Regions from separate parts of the Homo sapiens genome. Here region 2 is linked to region 1. The links are chromatin contacts, found by Hi-C or POLR2A ChIA-PET in ENCODE. All regions are on one chromosome and are shown on one strand. The core of a region is the stretch at or near the end of the contact, and the rest is flanking DNA. Distances in the headings are between cores, read along the strand shown. Region 1 holds the start of CPE (carboxypeptidase E). Region 2 overlaps CPE (carboxypeptidase E).

Evidence for each region. Hi-C counts contacts between places; a loop is a spot of excess contacts on that map. ChIA-PET counts read pairs that join two places held with the same protein, here RNA polymerase II (POLR2A). Pooled maps may share reads with other maps.
Region 2: a map of CD8-positive, alpha-beta T cell shows a loop between it and region 1 (2.2-fold over the local background). The contact joins the enhancer-like site here to the promoter of CPE in region 1. A Hi-C loop is called at or near these places in 4 of 168 maps with a recorded cell type or tissue (CD8-positive, alpha-beta T cell, Caco-2, PC-3 and 1 more), 1 of 37 single-sample maps with no recorded cell type and 1 of 50 pooled maps. POLR2A ChIA-PET finds 5 or more read pairs at or near these places in 5 of 52 experiments (HepG2, MCF 10A, OCI-LY7 and 2 more).

The regions. Positions count from the first base shown.
Region 1 is chr4:165,376,659-165,381,564 of GRCh38, forward strand. CPE (carboxypeptidase E) reads left to right here and starts at 2,350. Exons shown (of 9, transcript NM_001873.4): 1 at 2,350-2,870. The coding sequence starts at 2,564. RefSeq lists a silencer at 2,383-2,642 and an enhancer at 4,122-4,666.
Region 2 is chr4:165,437,846-165,442,751 of GRCh38, forward strand. All of the region lies in intron 1 of CPE (carboxypeptidase E), which reads left to right. Among named protein-coding and RNA genes, the nearest start is that of MIR578, 54 kb to the left of the region's middle. Within about 2 kb of position 2,909, at least 3 of the 41 ENCODE cell types and tissues checked have a DNase peak (open chromatin) inside an H3K27ac peak, as active enhancers do; they include PC-3, where a contact is called at or near this core.

The sequences.
Region 1 (4,906 bases), core at 1,100-3,599:
CACAAACAAGTAATCCATACGCCAGTAAAGTTGATACAGCTGACCTATACCTAAAATAGCTCAGAAATTCAAAGACCAAATTTTAGTTCATTTGAACTGATGCCTTGGTGTATGTAGTACGACCAATAATATGTGAGGAGTGCCACCATTTATCAAATGAGCAGGAATTCACTTCAAAAAGAAAATTTCCAGAATCATAGCATTTTAGGTCTGAAAGAGACAGTGGGAAACCTACAGTACATTATTTCTCAAAATGTCTTTGTCAATCAAACATCAACATCAGAAATGACTGGTCTTCTTTTTAAAACCTAGAAGCTTGTTAATACCTGAAACCCACCCCAGACCTGATGAATTCATAGGGGCTTAAGAATCTGCACATTCTATAAACTCTCTACATGATTCTGTTGCAAGCAAACGTTAGAGAGTGAAAAATCCAAACCTTTTATTTTATAGATTAGGGAAACAAACAACTAAGCTGTAAAAGAGAACCCCCTGCCCAACAAGTGAGACCACATAGTAGGCATGATTTTACACATTACAATTTTTTTTTCTCCAAAATAAAATTTTTTAAATCCAGCAATCAGGGTGGATATATAATCTTTTGTATAATTGCCTATGAAGCCACAAACAAGTAATACATATGCCAGTAAAGTTGGTACAGCTGACCTACACCTAAAAATAGCCCAGAAATTCAAAGACCAAGTTTTCATTCCAAAATTTTTTATTTTGGAGAAAATAGAACGCATATCCTTTGTTCAAAGAGACAGCTAAGGAACAACACAGGACTTCAATGAAAAATATGTTGTTTATGTGTGTAGTTACTAGTCAGTATGCCCCACCTAGCCACAAATTAGTGTGGTTACTCTAAATTGCTAACATGAAAATCTTAACCTCCTACTTCTGAAGTTATTTGGTTTTAGCTACTCAATTTTTTTTTCTAGGCTTCCAAGGTTGCTGTTTTGGGCATGGTTTTAGAAATATAATTATAAGTTTGATTTCAAACTTCTGGACCATGTAATCAAGCACAGACTGGTCATAGTGGAAAATATACAATTTTTAGCTCTGCCTACATTGACAAAAAAAAAAATGGCTGGATCCACATCAATTCAACTTGAGTGCCATGTGTTTACAGTGACAGTTTCTCCCCGAAAACGCAAAAAAAAAAAAAAAAAAAAAAAGAAGATCCATGCTGCTGTAGTATATGTACATAGGGGTGTTTAAAGCCAGCCCCTCCAGCAGCACCTTACCAACCATGTCTGTGCTTTTATTTATTGATCCAATAAGATGACTTAAATATCTAACTCCTTTTCCACGTAAAAGTTTTTATTATGTGCAATGCATTGTTAAACAGGTGAAGAATGAACAAGTTTAGAAAAACAAAGAAGCTTAACATGGAAAATTACCCGCATGGTGTCCACTTTTCCTGCTCGGTTGCAATACCCAATGGATTATTTATTAATTTAGATTTGTGCTGTCCCTGAATCCAAACAGCAGCCTCTTTAGAGTAACATCTGCTCCAGACATTGCTCCAGGAATATAAATCCCGACTAAGGGGTGGATATTTAAAGCTGTAAATGATTTTTTATTTTTACAATAGCTTTGCAAAAGGAACGGAGGTGTCATGTCATCATCAGAGTTTTCTTAACAGGATTTAATCTTAATGCCAAACTAAATCCTTTGTCTAAAGCATCAGCAGAGTTGTACTTATTTTCCCCATAGTATTAAAGAGGAGGGCTGGTGCAGGCACAGCCATATGACATTGCCTTATTTATTTTGTCTGTTTGTTTTCTGGAAGAATCTAGGAATGTGCATAAATACAATTAAGGACAGTATCTACAAATTGGAAGAAAGCATTTCTATTCTCTTAAACCTCTAAATCAAAGCACTTAATGTTCTGATTTCCAGCAAGACCTTCTAATAAATGAAAACCCAACCCTTGGGTTTGTGTTTTGACTCTTGATACAATTATGAAAGACGCATCAGGAGATGGCAAGTGGCTGCCAGTACTTCCTTTTTTCTGGAATATTCTCTAATTCTTGGTGGATCAAGATGGAAACTGGTAGGCTTGGAATAGATGTCCCTTTAAAAGGCTCCACTAACAATACAAGAATATTTTTTCCATACGCAGTGACGTGGGTGGGTCATGGGTGTCTCAATGACAGTAACGTTCCCGAACCCCGGACCTTAGCTGTCATTTCACCTGCGTCGTCCCGGACGCCATTTGGCTGTTGACGTGGTTCCGAGCCAGCAAATAACGCCAGCAGCCCTCCCAGATCCACGCCGGCCCGTCTCTCCGCCGGCCCCCTCCTCGCAGTGGTTTCTCCTGCAGCTCCCCTGGGCTCCGCGGCCAGTAGTGCAGCCCGTGGAGCCGCGGCTTTGCCCGTCTCCTCTGGGTGGCCCCAGTGCGCGGGCTGACACTCATTCAGCCGGGGAAGGTGAGGCGAGTAGAGGCTGGTGCGGAACTTGCCGCCCCCAGCAGCGCCGGCGGGCTAAGCCCAGGGCCGGGCAGACAAAAGAGGCCGCCCGCGTAGGAAGGCACGGCCGGCGGCGGCGGAGCGCAGCGATGGCCGGGCGAGGGGGCAGCGCGCTGCTGGCTCTGTGCGGGGCACTGGCTGCCTGCGGGTGGCTCCTGGGCGCCGAAGCCCAGGAGCCCGGGGCGCCCGCGGCGGGCATGAGGCGGCGCCGGCGGCTGCAGCAAGAGGACGGCATCTCCTTCGAGTACCACCGCTACCCCGAGCTGCGCGAGGCGCTCGTGTCCGTGTGGCTGCAGTGCACCGCCATCAGCAGGATTTACACGGTGGGGCGCAGCTTCGAGGGCCGGGAGCTCCTGGTCATCGAGCTGTCCGACAACCCTGGCGTCCATGAGCCTGGTAAGGGCGCTGCCCCCTGACAGCCCTGGGGGCATCCCGGAGGGGGGCGGCAGAGGGTGGGACTGGTGGCGGTGGGGGAAGGAGGGAGGGATGGGCCCAGGGGTGCCTCTTGGTAAAAGGTATCTAAGGTGGAAGGTGGGAAGTGGAGGGAGGGATGGAAATGGGGAAGAACCCGACTTAGAGCGCCAGTGGCCCAATTTCTGCTTTCCCGTCCCATCCCCCCAGCACCAATCCCATCTCCCCAGACCTTAGGCCACCCTCTAGTAAGTATAGGCTTGGGAGGCTGGGGTGGCGGGGGATGGGGGGGATAGCAATACAGAAAAAACAAATCCTGACGCACGCAACCCCAGCGGTCGCTCTCACTTTGCTGTGTGAAAAACCCAAAGGAATGATTGCGAGTCCCCCGCAAGGGGGGTTGGTCTTCCTTGCTGACAAGAGTAGAAAGATAAGGTGCAGAAGGCAGTGATTGAGAGGAAAGGAGAACGAGGGAGAAAGAGTCATTTATCATGTTTTCTCTAATTTCCAGAGGACCAGTTTATTGGCTCTGTGTACCCATCTCTACCTGTGTGTGTATACGTATTAGGTACACTCGCTGCTGTGGATGCTTGGGGAATCTTAGGGATATTGCCAATCTGGGGTGGTGGTGTATAAAGATACGTTGGTGCCCCTCCTCCTACCAGGGTGAAAAGTGGTTTCTGACTTTTGAAACCAGATTTTGAAACTGCACAAGGCCTTTCCAAGGAAAAAGGAGTATTCCATTTTCTCTGCTATAACCATTTGAGATGAATAGTTTGTGATGGGGTCTTTATTCCAACTGATGTTCCCAAATAACCATCTGTATTCGTCTTTCCTAGGAGTATATTAAAGCACCTTTTGGTTTATGTTAATTGTGATGCATTTAGTATTAATAAAGAGGTATTTAAAAATGTTCTTGGGACTTTTTTCGTTATGTTTCTGCTTAGGAAATAATTTGGGCCTGGTCTTCTGATAATCAAGGTACAGCTAAAGTAATCTGTGCTAATAATATCAGCATGGGATGGATGCTTAATTTTTGTTTAATGACAAAGCAAGCAAGAAAAGTAGGCTAAAAATTCTCAGTGCAGGGCCAGTATAGTTTTATAATGATACGTAAGAACCAAACTGAGAAGAGATTAAAATAAGTGATCAATAGACATTTTGATCTTCAAATATATAGTAGGTGGGTTGATCAAGAATAAATCTTCAGGAAATATTTCTTACCTTCAAATAATATAAGAAAAAAAGGTTCATGTAAGTTTGCTGTCAAAATTCTAAGATCAGATCCTAGAAAACATTTAATATTAACTACTCTTATCTACCAGGATTCAGCATGTAGGATTGGACATTTTGAAACTTAGTTTCATACTGTTATCTGAAGACAGGGAAAAATTTAAAATGTGATAACTGATTTTCAGCTAAATCCAATAACCAAAGCCAAGATATCCTAGGCACAGTTAAAGCTAATGTAAGTATTTGTGAGTCTCCTGCTGCTTACTTAATGAGAACCCTTTGTTACTCTATTTTGTAGATTGATCCCAGAGTTTTTTGCGTTGTTACTTCAAGAGATTATATGAAAGCTAATGTTTAACTTTTTGTTGTTTCAAATTTGGAAATAAAATTTTAAAGTGATATTACAGTTAGAATGTGATATGCTTTAGAAAATGAAAACAATGATTTCTTTGCTTAAGTATCTGGAATATATAGTTCATCAAGGTTTGCAAATCCTTCTTTTAGATTGCAAGCTGTATGAAGTGGGGACCCTGATTCCAGCACCCAGCTCATGTTTGGCACACAGCGGGCTTGAATATACATTATGAAATAATCTACATTATGGAAAAATACTGAATATGCAGTGTGGAAAAAATGAATCCATCAATAGCTGCATAACACAGTGTATTAAAATAAAATGTTTTATTCTTCATACATTCAAAATACGTTGATTGAATTCCTCTTACAGAGACAAACTCGGAAGTGTTGTACAATATGTACTTTACAATTCCTTTTTAAATGAAGGAGAC
Region 2 (4,906 bases), core at 1,659-4,158, 62 kb after region 1:
TAGGCAGAAGGAACAGAATGAACGCACATATGGAGAGGAGACAGAGCATGGTGTGTGACGAGCTGCTGATAATTTAACATTGCTTCAGGATGAGGTGTGAATCAGAAAGTGTCTGGAGGGGTGGAAGAGACTAGATGTTGGCACTCAACATAAGTTGCCTAGTGTTTAGATTAAGTTCAGATATGAATGAATTTAGACTTTATCCTGTGAGAATTAAGGAGATCTTGAAGGCGCTTACTTAGGGGAAGGATATCTGTGGATGAATATTTTAGAAAAATCACTCTGGCGATTGTGTGGAGGAGGCAAGATCAGTTCTGGAGGTGGGAGGACAGACAGTTTAGGAGACTATTTTAACAGACCCAGTGGGAGATGATGAGGGTAGTGGATGGGAGAATGTTCAGAAGGGAATGAGTATGAGCAATATTGGCGAAGTTTGATAAATGGAGTTATGTGAGGGAGTTGTTTTGCAGCACGGGGCTTTCCTGGATATGAGTCCTCAGGTTAGGAAGGCCATTTTGGTCTAGAGAAAGTGACAGGTATATTTGGTAGTACAAAAAAGCCTTTGAGGAAAGAGTAGGGGAAACAATTGGTCATCTATCCTTCTTTATTTGAGGCACAATTTCCCCCTCCATTGGTGTATTTTATCAACATGTATTCATTGAGAATCTCCTATATGATTGTCACTGTGCTGAGATTCTAACTATGAACAAAGCGATCATAACCCTTGCTCCTGGGTCCTACAGTTTAGTGGGAAAGACAAATGGATAATTTGAATGGGTCATTTCAAACACGATGAGTGTTACAAAGTCACTAAAATTAACATGGTTTTAAAAAGATGAAACAGATCTAATGCAGTGGAAGAGTTCATCGTGACTTCCAGGCTAGTGGGTAGTAAGGATTGTAAAGGCTAATGCCAGCTTCTTTGACTGGGGCAATACTTTATATGGACTGATTTTGGATTTCTTGGCACTCATGGACTGTAGAGTTTGTAGTAGAGTTTCAAGAGTGCTTGCGCAAAGGATGTGCACGGATGGCAAAAATCAGAGGTAGAGATGCATAGTTCACCTCTAGTTCTAAGGCTGGCCCCTTTAATATTGGGCAGGCCAGTAGAAATGCAGATTTGGTGCAAAGCTTCATATCTGTCCTGGTGTTTTAAAAGAGTAAGTGTTTCCAAAGGTGTCTGATTTTCAGTCAGGAAGAAGCTTAAACCTTCAGAGATTCTGTCTCTTATAATTCTGACTTAGAAAAAAGGGAATAATGAGAAACACTTCATTTGCCTTGTTCATTGAAGATGCTTTTGGATAAATAATCTAGCATCATGTTTGAAAAACCGACCAACCAACCAACCAAACCAATGTTAACAAGAACAATAGCAAAACAAGAATAACAACGTAAAAAGCAGTTGTCTAATAATTCCCAAAAGGTGGCCTTGGGTTGAGCCAACTTTAAAATTTTAGTAAGGCAGCAAAAAGATCACGTGAAAGAGAAATGGATAAGGTAGAAGAAGATGGTGGGGAGGGGGAATAGAATTAACTGTGAAAGGAGAGTAGACTGTGTCTTTATTGTTGGTCATTCTGATTTATAAGTCAACAGAAATTCATTTCCTAGTTAAATTGTTAGAAATAAATTATTCATGGAAGAGCCATCTGTGTTCTCTATTGCCAATTTCTCCACATAAAAGGAACAATGTGTTGTGGCAGAAGTCGGCTGAAGCTTTTTTTTTTTTAATGTGACTCATGTCACTTTGAAGATTTACTTTACTTTCAAACTTATATCTCAGTTCTCAGTGTGACAGGAGGTTCATGTTACATTTCTTCCTCTTACAAAAAATCCAGAGAGACTTCTAATCAAAGAATTATATTGATACTAATGAGAAAATATATATTTACGGTTGCTGCTAGACATTTCTATATATAAAAGATAGGGGCAGCAGACTGATTGGAAGAGGGGAGCAGTTTACAACAAATAGAGCAAATGTCAACATTCTGGATAAAATCATGTTGAGGCAATCAAGGAACCGATAGCATGATGAGAGGGCTAAAGCACTCCCCAGATCAGCTCGTGAGCCCATTAAATGAACAAAATGCAATTCCCTTGTTTATGAAGTTTATTTCTCTGTTTTCTATAATTTTTTGTTTAGCTTTTAATACCTTAGCTCAAAGATCATCATTTGCATAGTGCAATTATATTGTTACATAGCTTTGCATTAGATATCCATATCAGCCTTTCTTGCCTTCTTCAGTTTTTCCTACTATAAACATTGTGCATGTGTGTGTGTTTTTCTGTTTTTACTCTCTGTGTATCCTTTCTAGGTTCCCAACATGCCGCTCCTGCTGTGAAGGCTTTAACCAGAAAAACTCCTAATGTTCTTCTGCCAGGGATATATCAGTGGGAGGCAGGAAGAATGGTGGTTTTAAAGTTCATCTTCATTATTATAGAAAATAACTTTGGCTCTTTACTTATCTAGAAGTTAGATCAGTTTGAACTGAGCCCCTTGTAATATAGATGTTGGCAATATGGAAGTGTACCAAAGTATTCATTTGCAGAGAAATTAATCAAAGATAAGTTTCAGAATCCCCTTAGCTGCTGCTGCTGCTCTCACAACCCCACCCCCCCCCACACACACAAGCTGTGGTTTCTGGAACAGTGGTCTGGTGTGCAGGATTTGGAAAAATGCCACTGATTTCATGATTCATATGCACACCATGGAAATAAACAAGAGCAAACTTCTATAATAATTTAGGTACTTTAAGTCTTATCCACTTTGTGGGATTTTTTCCTCGTACCTTCCCAACTGAGTTCCTGTAGCCCTATATAAACATTAGCATCATTGCTGGGAGAATTCCAAGGAGTGAGTCAGAAAATACCACCTCTGCCCCTATGTCACCGATTTGGAAATATTTGCCTTGAGGGGTTGTCCTCAGTGACTTCTGAGTCCTTGATAGACACTAACTAATTAGCACTTGAAAACTGCCTCCGAGACCTGGAACTTGTTGGTTGCCAGAGAGGCTGGTGTGCTCCTTCTTTCATGTGCAGCATTAGCAAATGCCGGTGTGGTATGAATCTTAAAAATTCAGCTCTGACAATCTAATCTCAATAATGAAAGTATAAAAACGCTATTGCATCAATGGAAATGCAGATGTCACTGGGTGGCAAATGCATCAGTACAAAGGCACATCCAAAGGGAGGCAAAGTCGGAGACGTGCAGGTGCTGAGTTAGATCTTGACTGCACACCTGGACCTTTACAGCAGTATTCCCAGGGGGTGACCACATGTTTGGGTTTGCTCAGGATGGCCCCATTTATGACTGTTTCCCTGGCAGAATTAATCGTCGAGACCCCGTTCACTCTCAAGAATCTTGATTTGATTGTTAATCTGATGAACAGTGAAAGTGTTTTCAATGGCTCAAATAGCATAAAGAAACCCAGAGTATCTGGAGAATGAAGCAATTTGAGGAAGTGGCTCCTATAGATCCTGAACTCCTTAACAGGCCAGATTAATAGCACTTGGTGGACCTTGGCTTTCCTGTGACATAGTACGTCCCAGTGACTCCATTTGCTACAGAGTGGAGCCATCATTTGAATTTCCATCACGGCCTGTCTCTGGAGCAGACCACTGTGGTACTGGGGTTTTGGGGGCTCTCTCAAGCCAGCTTCATAGACTCGCTAACCTTATTTTACAAGTAGCATTCTAGAACCAGTCATTATAACTTTCAGGGTGGGCATTTTCCACGAGATCCTGGTTCCAATTACGCCTAATTATTTGTTATGTCCTATTTGGGTTTTCTTTTTACAGATCTTTAAGAAATTTTCCTTTGGCTCTGAGTTGAGTCAAAATGTTGAGTTCAACTTTCATCCTAAGCAAGATAGAGGGCATGAATTATGGTTGAGGACTTATGCATATTTTGACCAAATGAAAATGACCACTGTTGCTCCAGCCCAATTGCTGCTACTCTAGATTGTGAATGCAGATATAGTCAAAATGACTTTGGTAAATGCTTCTAATCATGACTGATTATCTTTTTGGCTGGTAGAGGAAGTAGGAATGCATTCATATTTTGTATGAAAGGTAGCGTTCTTTTTGTAAATTCTTGCTATTTAAATAACTTTTTGGGTTTGTCAAAACCTTTTCAAATTTTTCCAGTTAAAGTTTCTTCCTACAGCAAGACGGTGAGTTTGTTTTTTTTTTTTGTTTTTTTTTTGTTTTTTTTTTTTTGAGACAGGGTCTAGCTCTGTCACCCAGGCTGGAGTGCAGGAGTGTGATCATGGCTGACTGCAGCCTTGAACTTCTGGGCTCAAGCAATCCTCCCACCTTGGCCTCCTGAGTAGCTGGGACTACAGGTGGATGCTACCATGCCCAGCTAATTTTGTAATTCTTTTGTACAGACAGAGTCTTGCGATGTTGCCCAGGCTAGTCTTGAACTCCTCGGTTCAAGTGATCCTCCTGCCTCAGCCTCTCAAAGTGTTGGGATTACAGGCATGAACCACTGTACCCAGCCTAGCAAAACATTGAGTTTTTATACCAAAAATATACAGCAGCTCGTGCTAGTGTATCCACAGTACTACTTCCATATTTCCTTCTGATATTCCTCAAACTTATCTTCTTGAGATGGGAATAAACTCAACATACAGGAAGTTCATACAAAAGTGCTAAATTCAGTTTCCAGATTATAACAAGGCCCCATAAACATCAAAACATCAGAGGTTGATCTGTGCTGTTCAATATGCTACCCACATATAGCTATTTAAATTTAAATTAATTAAAATTAAGAATAAATAAAAATCCAGTTCCTCAGTTGCACTAGCCACATTTCAAGTGCTCAAATGTTATTTCCCGGGACAGTACAGAGAGAGAAAATTGCCACCACTGCAGAAAGTTCTACTGGAGAGTAATGGTGTAGGAACAG